3 separate regions of the Homo sapiens genome follow, and all the other regions are linked to region 1. A link is a contact called in ENCODE Hi-C or POLR2A ChIA-PET data. All regions are on one chromosome and are shown on one strand. Each heading gives the region's core, a stretch centred on a gene start or an enhancer-like site at or near the end of the contact. The rest is flanking DNA. Distances are from core to core; before and after follow the strand shown.

The links. A loop is a pair of places that touch in the nucleus more often than their neighbours do. ChIA-PET counts read pairs that join two places held with the same protein, here RNA polymerase II (POLR2A). Pooled maps may share reads with other maps.
Region 2: a loop to region 1 is called in a map of B cell, with 5 times the contacts of the local background. The contact joins the promoter of BNIP1 here to the promoter of FBXW11 in region 1. A Hi-C loop is called at or near these places in 3 of 168 maps with a recorded cell type or tissue (B cell, CD8-positive, alpha-beta T cell and naive thymus-derived CD4-positive, alpha-beta T cell) and 13 of 50 pooled maps. POLR2A ChIA-PET finds 5 or more read pairs at or near these places in 2 of 52 experiments (CD8-positive, alpha-beta T cell and T-cell).
Region 3: a map of naive thymus-derived CD4-positive, alpha-beta T cell shows a loop between it and region 1 (8-fold over the local background). The contact joins the enhancer-like site here to the promoter of FBXW11 in region 1. A Hi-C loop is called at or near these places in 1 of 168 maps with a recorded cell type or tissue (naive thymus-derived CD4-positive, alpha-beta T cell) and 8 of 50 pooled maps. POLR2A ChIA-PET finds 5 or more read pairs at or near these places in 2 of 52 experiments (CD4-positive, alpha-beta T cell and MCF 10A).

What each region holds. Positions count from the first base shown.
Region 1 is chr5:172,005,128-172,008,855 of GRCh38, forward strand. FBXW11 (F-box and WD repeat domain containing 11) reads right to left here and starts at 1,511. Exons shown (of 14, transcript NM_001378974.1): 1 at 1,331-1,511. The coding sequence starts at 1,375. RefSeq lists enhancers at 676-795, 1,395-2,022, 1,566-1,835, 3,278-3,728 and silencers at 1,136-1,245, 1,256-1,535.
Region 2 is chr5:173,142,956-173,146,537 of GRCh38, forward strand. BNIP1 (BCL2 interacting protein 1) reads left to right here and starts at 1,576. Exons shown (of 6, transcript NM_001205.3): 1 at 1,576-1,674. The coding sequence starts at 1,591. RefSeq lists enhancers at 1,769-2,297, 2,239-2,308.
Region 3 is chr5:173,915,515-173,919,326 of GRCh38, forward strand. All of the region lies in intron 2 of CPEB4 (cytoplasmic polyadenylation element binding protein 4), which reads left to right. Among named protein-coding and RNA genes, the nearest start is that of CPEB4, 29 kb to the left of the region's middle. RefSeq lists an enhancer at 2,489-2,748. Within about 2 kb of position 2,422, at least 39 of the 41 ENCODE cell types and tissues checked have a DNase peak (open chromatin) inside an H3K27ac peak, as active enhancers do; they include CD4-positive, alpha-beta T cell, where a contact is called at or near this core.

The DNA.
Region 1 (3,728 bases), core at 261-2,760:
GTTAAATGGGGGAAGTGGCTCTGATGTCACCAACCCTACCCAGTGGAATCACTGACTCAATAAACATTTTCACACTGAAGAAAATCTGGCTAGGAAAACATTTTGCTGGGTTAAGTAGATTCTTCCACCTCTCCTCTCAACCCTGGGGAAGAAGTTGTTACCGTGTTAGGAAAGATACAAAGAAACTGTCAAGGCTTCCATAGGAAGAAATCCTGGACATGTCCATTTGCTGATGCAGACTTCCTCTTCCCAGCTCTCCAGAGCCCAATTTGATTTCCCTCATGTTCACGTTGGCAGGTAATATCTGCCATATTTTATTTCTTCCACCAAATCATCCATCAATTAGCAAATTCTTCACTTCTAGCCACTCTCTCACTGTCCTGTTCCTAAAAACCCCTTCTGGTTTCAAATCCTAAAGCTTCGGAGGAGGGTGGAGGGTGTCCACGGACCGGGAGTCTGGCCTGGCTGCCAGTGGTTTCTAACAGAAGAGTGGTCGCTTCCCCCGGGGGCCAAGGATTCCCCTCTTTTTTTTTTCTTTCTGAGAAGAAAGACCTCGCGGCAGTGATGAGGATGGCTCCCTCCCCAGTCATCTCCAATTTCCCAAAGCAGCTCTGGAAAACGTGAAGTTGCGCCTTCTCTTTCCTGGAGGATGGAATCCAGAGTACCTGGGCCCTTGCTATGCAAACATCCCTCTCCGCCGGGTAGGAAACCCTTTGTCCGAGAAGCCGGACACCACAAGGGCCCGGGAAAGAGGCCTCCTTATCCGCCACAGCCTCAAACCCGAAAGCTCCCTGCCCCCCCAGCTCTGTAGGGCCTATCCTGGCATCCACACAGACCTAGGCTGGGGAGTGGGTGCTGAGACCTCTCCTAGGACGCGGAGGCCCAGGCGGCCCCAACCCATCTCCGTACTCCTTCCCACCATCTCACTCGGCCTGAGTGGGGCTTGCAAGCGCGGTGCGGGCCTGGGCCGAAACAGAGGAAAGAAAAAAAAATCCCTTTCTAAAAGAAGGAGAATGGGGTGCTAGAGCGAGTGCGACCTAAGTCTACAGCATAAACGAGCGAGGGTCGTCCGAGAGCTGGGACCGGAGACGGGACCAGGGGGAGGGGGAGAAGCGAGGGGCATGGAGGGGGCCGGGCCAGGACCGGCCGGAGATGTCGAGGGATCAGAGGAGCCCGCGCCAGGTCCGAGGCCAGGGAAGGCTGGGGGCCCGGGTCTGGGTCGAGGCGTCTGGGAAGGGCCAGAGCCGGCCTCGCACCGGACGTTGAGGTGGGCAGGCCCGCCCGGGGCCGGACGGACGGAAGCACAGACGGTCCAGCGGGCCGCACTCACCATGAGCTCGATGGTCTTGTCCTCAATCACCGAGTCGGGCTCCATGGCGGCCCCGGCGGCCCCGCCTCGCTCTCCCCGCGCAGCAGCGAACGGCCCGGGCGGAGGAGGCGACGGCGGAGGCGGCAGAGGCGGAGGCGGCTATCGCACCCACTCTAGCTGCCAGCCCGCCCGGGCCGCCGGCAGCTCCGCCCTCCCCCTCGGCGAACGCAGTACGCAGATCGGGGACTACACCTCCCAGCAGGCGCCGCGGCCCGCAGAGCGTTGTGGGACCGAGCCTCTGACACCAGGTTGCTGGCTCTTGGCAGCCCGAAGCTGAACTCCGAGCTGAGAGTAGCACTGGACGGTGGGCGTAGGACGTGCAGACCTGAAGAGTTAAGAGCTTGCTCATGGCAGGGCCTCGAGAGCGCCACGACTACGTGTCCCAGAAAGCCGTGCGCCCGGGTTGTCCTTCCGGCTAGCTTCTCTTGACTTCCTGGCAGCCCAAGGCTGCCCAGACCGGGACGGAAACTCCGAGGCAACTCCTCACTTGTCGGAGGTCCTGCGTATGCGACCCATTTCCGCACATGCGCGGTCCATGCCGCAGTGCTCCCTAGACGCCTAGGTAGCTGCGCGGCCCGTCCGGCAGTGTCTGATGGTAGGGGCAGATGGTGGAGACAGGTGGGTTCTAGGTGCGTTAGGAAGGTGTATAGACCTGGGGCTCAGGTGTGGGAAGGGGCCAGCGAGTGAGAGAAGCTCGGCCTGGGGAAGAGGCTCTGAGAGGATGGGCATCCCAGGAGTGAGAGTTTCGAGATTTCTTCGGGAAAGACGGGGTTTTGGGAAATGTGCTGTGGTGCTGTCTGTATGTCACACGATCTGCGAGGAGCTGCGAGATTAAAGGGGACGTGCGTATATCGAGCCCCTCATTCATTCGTTCAGAAAATGGTTATTTTTTAAGCATCCAGCTTCCGCTGCGTACCGTTCTAGGCGCTGAGAATCAGCTCTGAACATGACAGACAAGGCTCCTGTTCTCATGGAGCTTAATTCTGGTGGAGGGACGACAGACACTAACCAAAAGAGTGGCTAAGAAGGAACACACAAGCGGAGACTCCTTCTAGTGAACTCAGCCTCCAACTCTGTGTAACTTAGGTCTGTCCGTGCCCTCTAACCAAATCCCACCAGGAAGACACGGATCGTTGAACAAGCTGGGTTTATTACTAGTTGCAGTGACTGAGAACACACATTGAGGAACGATAGGGCCTCTCGGTAAGAGTTGTTAGTGATTTGGGAGAGGGTTTAAGGAAGTGAGAGCTTCACTGGATTAGATACTGTCAGGAAGAGAGGGTCGTTCCATGATTGAGCATCTCAGTTCATCTTATCTAGAGGAAGGGAATTCTAGATTGAGGCTAAAGCTGTGCAGATAAAGAAACAGCAGCCTGGCCGGGCGCAGTGGCTCACGCCTGTAATCCCAGCACTTTGGTAAACCGAGGCAGGCGAATTGCTTGAGCGCAGGAGTTCCAGACCAGCCTGGGCAACATGGCGAAACTCTTCTCTACAAAAAATACAAAAATGAACCGGGCCTGGTGGTGCGCGCCTGTCATCTCAGTTACTTGGGAGGCAGAGGTGGGACGATCGCTTGAGCCCAGGAAGTGGAGGTTTCAGTGAATGGAGATCGCACCACTCCACTGTACCCTGAGTGATAGAGCCAGACCTTGTCTCAAAAACGAAAAAAAAAAAAAAAAGTGCAGCAGCAGCTCCCTCATATTAGCCAAGTGGGGATGTTGAGTCATTTTTTGTGGTTTGGACAATCATCAGGTTTTATCTTTTTATCGTGTTTAGACCTGATTATAGAGTGGTCTTGTATTTGTCTGGATCTATCATGGTCACAGAATGACCTCGTCTGATGTTGATGTTCTTTGGAATTGTTTTTGTTCTACAGGAAAACACAAAGCCTAGCTATAAGGGCCAGGCTGTGGTCTAGTAACATCATGGCATGGCTGATTGTACCAGGCCAGCTTCCAGATATCAGAGGCTGCTTTTCACTTTCTCAAAGTGTTTTTGCATTCTCTGCACCTATAAAGTCAAAGAGGCTGGATGACCTAGAAATCTTTCCATTACCAAGGACCAAGTTACAGTAATTTGCATGCATTCAGGACACAGTATAAGTTCCCTGCAGGTAGACTTTGAAGTTTCATAGTCCTTACCTGGTGCTTTTCACCAAGGGAATTGAAAGAAAAGCAATAGGAAGAGCACAGAATTGGAAAGTTCTTACCACTGTCATGCTATCTGAATTTCACCAGGTCCGTTCCACTATGGCCCTTAGGACATTCATTAGTAAAACAAAGGGATTAGATATGACCTCTATTTCAGTTACCTGTTGCAACACAACAAACCTCCGAAGACTTAGTAGCTTAGAATAACA
Region 2 (3,582 bases), core at 326-2,825, 1.1 Mb after region 1:
ACATCATTCTCCTGCCTCAGCCTCCCAAGTAGCGGGGACTACAGGCGTCCGCCACCACGCCCGGCTAATTTTTATATTTTTAGTAGAGACGGGGTTTCACCGTGTTAGCCAGGATGATCTCGATCTCTTGACCTCGTGATCCACCCGCCTCGGCCTCCCAAAGTGCTGGGATTACAGGCATGAGCCACCGTGCCCGGCCTAGGCTTTGCCACTTTCAAGATAGGTAATCTTGCAACAGGGTTGATTGTTTTTTGTTTTAATTTACTCTAAGCCCTACTCCTGATCTGTGATAATAGTGTAGTACAATTTCAAGGGTGGTTGTGAGGATTAAGAGAGATGAACATGGTCGGGCACAGTGGCTCACGCCTGTAATCCCAGCACTTTGGGAGGCCGAGGCGGGTGGATCACGAGGTCAGTTCGAGACCAACCTGACCAATATGGTGAACCCCGTGTCTATGAAAAATACAAAAATTAGCTGGGCATGGTGGCACGCACCTGTAATCCCAGCTACTCAGGAGGCTGAGGCAGGAGAATTGCTTGAACCTGGGAGGTAGAGTTTGCAGTGAGCCAAGATTGTGCCATTGCACTCCAGCCTGGGCAACAGAGCGAGACTCCGCCACAAAAAAAAAAAAAAAAAAAGAGAGAGAGATGAACATTCAAGTCCTAAGCCTTTAGGTCCTCACAATCTATGCTTGCTGAAGTGACCCGAACAAATGCAGATGGAGTGGGGTCGAGTGGGGGAAACGCTTTCTAGGGAGAGGGAACACCACATTCTAAGGCTACACATCCAGAAGGAGCTTGAGCAATCCAGGAAGGGCGCAGGGTGCGGTGGCTGATGGCCGGGGTGGCTGATGGCCTTGAGGACCAGCTAAGAAACTTGGATTATTTACTAACAAAAATAAAAGAGCCACCATTTGTTGAGGGTTTGCTCTGACATTTCCATCAAAACTACCTTAGCAAGGTAGATTTAATAAATCCAGTTGTATACAAAAGGGAAACACGAGAAGCCATAGAAGGGCTGCATACAGGTAGGTGACTTGATCAATTTCGTGTTTTACAAAGATCCCTTAGATCATGTGTTGGAGTGATAGGAGGTACTCTACCGACCTGCCTTGAACTCCATACTTTAAAAAATATATGACGTTTATCATTTCCTCTTTTACTCCACAATTTATACTCACTGTAGAAAATATTAAAAATATAAGAAAGTTTGAAGAAACAAAAAATTATTACTGGTACTTTCCAGAGACATCTCAATTGATACTTTTCTTCCAGTCTTTTTTTTTCTATGTAAAAAATATATAGTTATTAGAATGCCTGACAGAAGGAAGATGGAAAGAGACCACTGTGAAGCGTTCTTGATATTCCCTCTTCCCTTCCTCTCCATGTTATTAGGGCCATACCAAGAGGAGAGGCTGATTTCCCTACACGTGTCAGGGAAAGTCCCAACTCTGCGCAGTGACCCTCGCTTGCCATTTTCGCCGGTCTCTAGGGGGCGCTGCCCCGAGACTGGGTGGGGAGGGAAAGAAGGTGGTGCGAAAACGCGTTTGAACTTGGGTCCTGCCGCTGCCCGTAGCCGGCGTCCCCAACATGGCGGCTCCCCAAGACGTCCACGTCCGGATCTGTAACCAAGAGATTGTCAAATTTGACCTGGAGGTGAAGGCGCTTATTCAGGTACTGATCCCGGGACCCCTGCCGGGCTCCAGCAGCCCTAACCCAAGCTCTGCTGGTCTGTGAGCTTGGCAGTGTCACTCCCGAACTTTCCCCACTTGGTTTCCCAGACCACAGGCTCCGCCCCATGGTCGGCTACCCCCCCGGTCCCCATTTGGTTGTGTCCCGGTGACTGCTGGCCTTGATCCTTTTTCCGGGTGCCGCCGGATCTCCCATCCCCAGAGCACCCCACTGTTCTCCGCCCCTGACTCAGCTACTGCTTCGGGGCTCGGCTTTGCCCCTTCCACCTGCAGCCCTGGTCGTCGCCCCGCCCCTGACTACCTCACAACCTACCTGTCACCCTGCTTGGCCCCGCCCTCTGACGCTGCTTCAGCATCCTCTGGTAGCGTCCGGGAGGCAGCTAGCCCCGCCCCCTGCTGGCCAGCTCTCCTGGCATCCAAGGCCACCTGGCACGGGAGGCACCGGGTGAAACGAATGTAACCTGGACCGTAGTTGTGATTTTATGCTTGAGGAAATCGAGTACGGCGCCAAGGCCTAGGTTAGAAGGCATACCTGGGTCAGTGGCAAAACTGGGACCTGGACTGTGAAAGTCAACCTAGGAATAACACCTTAGAGTGTTACCCCGTTTGAACAGATAGGAAATGAAGTGTTTCGCCTTAAGCCATTTAAGGGTAGAGGTAAAATAAACGAGTGGACTTAGGCAAGAATTGGGAGTGTAGACACGGTTCCATGAGTTCAGCAAAAAGAAACCGAGTTTTAAACCTTGTTTTTGCTTGTTTGTTTTTGTTTTTTTGAGACGGAGTCTCGCTCTGTCGCCCAGGCTGGAGTGCAGTGGCGCGATCTCGACTCGCGGCAAGCTCCGCCTCCCGGGTTCCCGCCATTCTCCTGCCTCAGCCTCCTGAGTAGCTGGGACTACAGGCACCCGCCACCACGCCCGGCTAATTTTTGTGTTTTGCTTAGTAGAGACGGGGTTTCACCGTGTTAGCCAGGATGGTCTCGATCTCCTGACCTCGTGATCCGCCCGCCTCGGCCTCCCAAATTGCTGGGATTACAGGCGTGAGCCACCGCGCCCGGCCTAAACCTTGGTTTTTAAAAATAATCATTTTCAACAAAGTCACTAAACATTAGATGTAGACTCAGAGTTTGTAACAAGGTGTGGCAAAAAGTGCAGGAAAATAGGGCTCCCCAGATAAACCAGATGCAGAATAAACCAAATTAGATGCAGAATAAACAAATACGGTGCAAAGAAGTGTGATTAAATGAATAAGCCAGAGAAAAAGTGAAATTTGATGCAGATATTTAAAACTTCTTGAACTTCACTTCTCTGATGTATACATTACAAAACTTCTGGGCCAATTATAGAAAAATAAACAGGTTTCATACAAATGAAATTACATTTTCACATAATCTAAATTGCTTAGGCATTCTTCTGTACTCTTTCTAACATTTGGGTTCTTGTCATTGCTGATGAGAAAGACTGATTATAGCTGGATGTATTGCGTTCTTACCGTTTTCCAGCAGCTCTGCTAAGTGCTTTACATACATACATAATCTATGATGTTCTATGAGGTAAGTAGTGTTGTGATAAGGAAACTCAGACACAGAGAATTTAAATAACTTTCCAGGTAACTTTACACAGCTCATAAGTTGCTACAGCCAGGATTCGAATCCACCTGGTCTGTCTCCAGAGCCTGCCGTGAAAGCTGGCACCAGTAATTCTGAATGTCCAGCAACAGATTCTAAATCTGCCCTTAAACATGTCTATATAAACACTCTAACTTATCACTAATGGTTTGTAAAATCACACTGGAGAAGTTAATCTCATCATATGATGCCAGATATTTAAACATCCTGATCTTCCAAGTTGGAAGGATCTAAGGTTCTAAAGTGATAGTATCACTTTTGCATGTC
Region 3 (3,812 bases), core at 1,172-3,671, 1.9 Mb after region 1:
CAGAAGCTCTTCCCCAGAGACCGAATTCATTTTCTTTGCTGCACACTCAGTCTCATAAGCTTAGAGCCTGAGCTACAGGCTGATTTTGAATTTTGATCTCCCAGGTGGCAGCTTGTGCATTGCTACAATATTATTAGGCTTATCAAGTTTTTCTTCACCTGGACAGAAAACTATTTTATTGCTGTAGATGCCTAGATGATTATTTGGGGAATATTGTATCTTATTGTTATGCATGTTTTTTCTCGCTTATGAAATTGGTACTTGTTACTTAGAAATGGAGCAGCATGAAATAGATTAAAACCACATGCGAGTACATCTGTTTTCAGCCTTCTGAAGCATAGGTTGGACACAGTGAAATAAAGATTCATGAGTTAGTATTATATTCAGTGTATAGAGAGACCTCTGAAAATTAGGGAGCCTTTTTTTCTTTTCTGTATGTGAAGGGAATAAAGAGACAAAAATAGTGCTTAAAAATTAGACGTCAGACAGAATATAACAATCCACAGTTTCATGATAGTGGTTGAGTATTTTAAATTCAATATATGAAAACAATATAATATTCAATTTGCTTCATTTCACTAGAAAGCCAAAATGAGACAGCAAAATTATTGAGAGAACAAAGGCAATCTACAGACTGTCAAAACATTATAGTTGTTCTTCAGATATGAAATTATGACTTAGATATCATATTATTCCTTTGAATAGTGTGAAAATGGAGTCTTTTTCTCTTCATATTGTTGTAGAATATATGTTGCTTTCAGATTTTTGAAAGAAAGGCTCAACATATCCACCACAATTCCTCTGAGTTTCAGGCATTTCAAGTACTTAATTTGAATGTAAGCAATAATGATTGCATTCAGAAATGCAAGTTGTTTAAAGTGCCAGTCTTTTACATATCCCCATGGTGCCCAGGAAACCTATTGCATATGTAGAGGAAGTAGTGGAAGCATGTTATACATCACTGCCTCACGTGTTTCATGCATCGCTTTATTTTAAGAGCTATGGATCTACTCCAAAAATGCTATGTATTTAATTCCTGACTGCCAAAGGTGTTGTGACCTTGCATTTTAAAACACTTTCATATTTTTTCTTGCTTTATCTACGTGTTAAATTTAGAGACCCTTCCCTGACTATTTTTCATTGCTGTAAATTTGTTTGAAACAAATGCTTAAATGAGTGGGCAAGTGATGATTCCATCTGTGCTTCTTTTCTTTGTTGCTAAGCAAAAGAATTTATAATAACCTTTCTAGAAGAAAATCATGAAACTCAAGTTGAAAGTTTAGTACACAAAGCTTGTTTCATCAGTTTTATAAAAGTTTTTTTTATATCATTGTAAGAGAGTGGCTGTGGGGATTATTTAAATTCTGTATCTTTACAGTTGGGATAGAATTTAGTGCTACTTAAAAATATGTAATAAATAATAGGAAACCTTAACTTTTCTTTCGATACACCATTTTACTAATATTCCTATATTCCAAATTGCAGTCACTTAGTTGACTTAGAGAACACATGTTGTATACTGGTAGAGAGGCATTAGAACAAGTATTTTATACAGATACTGACTCTGTGCAGGCTGAAATAGCTCTGGAAACCTGCTATGAGAGTTGCTAAATTTTGTCACTTATTTATTTCATATGTTATAAATTTGAAGTAATTTGGGAATAAATAATTTTTTTTCAAAATGAAAGGAAGTCCTACTAAAATAGGTTCTGTTGCTTTAATATTAGAATGATTTATTTCAGGTAGGAATGGTGGGGAGAGTATATAATTTCTTACAGTATTTAACCTTTTTCTATTTAAATTGGTTTGCCTGTGGCAAAATAAGAACAGATTACTGGTACCCTAACCTCCAACCTTTTTAAAGGATTAGATGGACATTTTCCTTTAAGGGACATTTAATGGGGCAGATTCAAAGTACCATAAAGAAGAAGTGGATAGGCTGGGCGTGGTGGCTCACGCCTGTAATCCCAGGGCTTTGGGAGGCCAAGGTGGGTGGATCACCAGGAGTTCAAGACCAGCCTGGCCAACATGGTGAAACCCGTCTCTACTAAAAATGTAAAAATTAGCAGGGCGCGGTAGCGGGCGCCTGTAATCCCAGCTACTTGGGAGGCTGAGGCAGGAGAACCGCTTGAACCTGGCAGGCGGAGGTTGCAGTGAGCCAAGATCAAGCCATTGCACTCCAGCCTGGGCGACAAGACTGAAACTCCATCTCAAAGAAATAAAAAAGAAGAAGAAATGGATAACGCAAACCAGTTAATTTTACTCGGATTTATAATCAAATTTCTCCTTCCAAGTAAATTATTAGTGTGTGGTATCAAATGTGTCTGGCGAATTGAGGGATCTTTAAATATCATTAAGTCTTTAAGACTCAGAGTCGGCCGGCAGCTGCCTGCGTGTCTGGCTGAAGCCTTCCTGAACTAGGCTGGCTCTTTCTTGCTCGGTTTGGATGATACCAAGTAATTCAAAGTAGCGTAACAGGGGAGTGACTTAAGTCTCCTAAGAATTAGAAAGTTGCCTTAATTCTCAAAGCCTCATAAGTAATGGAGGACGTTAAATAGCAAAGAGTATAATTTAAACTGGGCTACAATTAAATGTGTGTGTGGCTATGTAGGAATGAAGCGTGTTTCTTCTCCTCCTGTACTCTCCCTCTCTTGACTGCGGAAATGGAACATCCTAAACAGTCTTTCTCTTGCCTTGGCTTAGCTGTGCTGTAGGATGGGACCTGGGCTTCTGTGTTGAGGTAACTTCTATTGTGAGGAAGAAGAGGGCGAAATTGTGTGGCATGATTTTTTTGTATGAAAAGTGAAGGGCCTATTCTTAATTTTGAACAACTGCCTGCTTTCTGATTTACTTTTGATCCGGATTTGTTGGATTCCTCACTGTACTGTGTAGGTTGAGCTTACAAAGGTGTGGATTTTGAGCAGTGCGATTACCCCCTTTCAGATTTGGGGTTGCTGTTGTTTTTGTCTTTGGGTTTTTATAAGGCGGGGAGGGTAAGGGGAAATGCCTAGGAAAGAAAATCATGTGATGTATGTGAATGCCGACATCGTCATAGGATCGGACTGAAGCCTTTCTCCCTCTAGCCTCTGAATGGAAACCAACTCAGTTCAAACTAAATGCATCTTGTGCATGGGCCAGATCCTCATCTGCCCCGTTTACTTACATAACACATACTAGTCAATCGAAAATAGTGATCCTCTGCCCTCTACCTGCCACACATTCGTGATTGAATATTTAACCCTTGTTTTTATTTGGTCTGAAAATCAAATAAGCAGTTGCCACAAAGGGGGAATTTGTCTTATGTCATCCATGATGTGGGTCCGTAATTACTTAAGCAGCCCCTTTATCTTAATCCTGAACATTGAACACAAGGAATCCTATTTTGAGGCCATGAAAATCGGTTATCGTTTTATTCTTTGTTACCTGAGTGAGAGGTGAGGGTAACGGTGGGCGAGTAGATGGGGGAAGTATTATAATAGTAAACTTTTAATGTTATTAGAAGGTTAAACATACATTTAAAAGATTTTTTTAATACATAATTTTTTCTTTTCAGTTGTAGTAAAGTTCCCTTATAATATGGTTATTATGACTTAATATTGTTTGACATACATTCAGGGCAGGGATTTAACTATGTGTGGTAGATAAAAACTTAGAGATAAATAAGAAAACAAGCAACAATCAGGTAACAAATTAACAAGTACTTTTCTTTAATGTTTTGCTTTGTCATATTAAGTTTTGTGTACAATTTAAGCTTATGTTTTACCATCTGGACAGGCAAAAATAGTAATCTCCACTCAGAAATGAAATCAGAA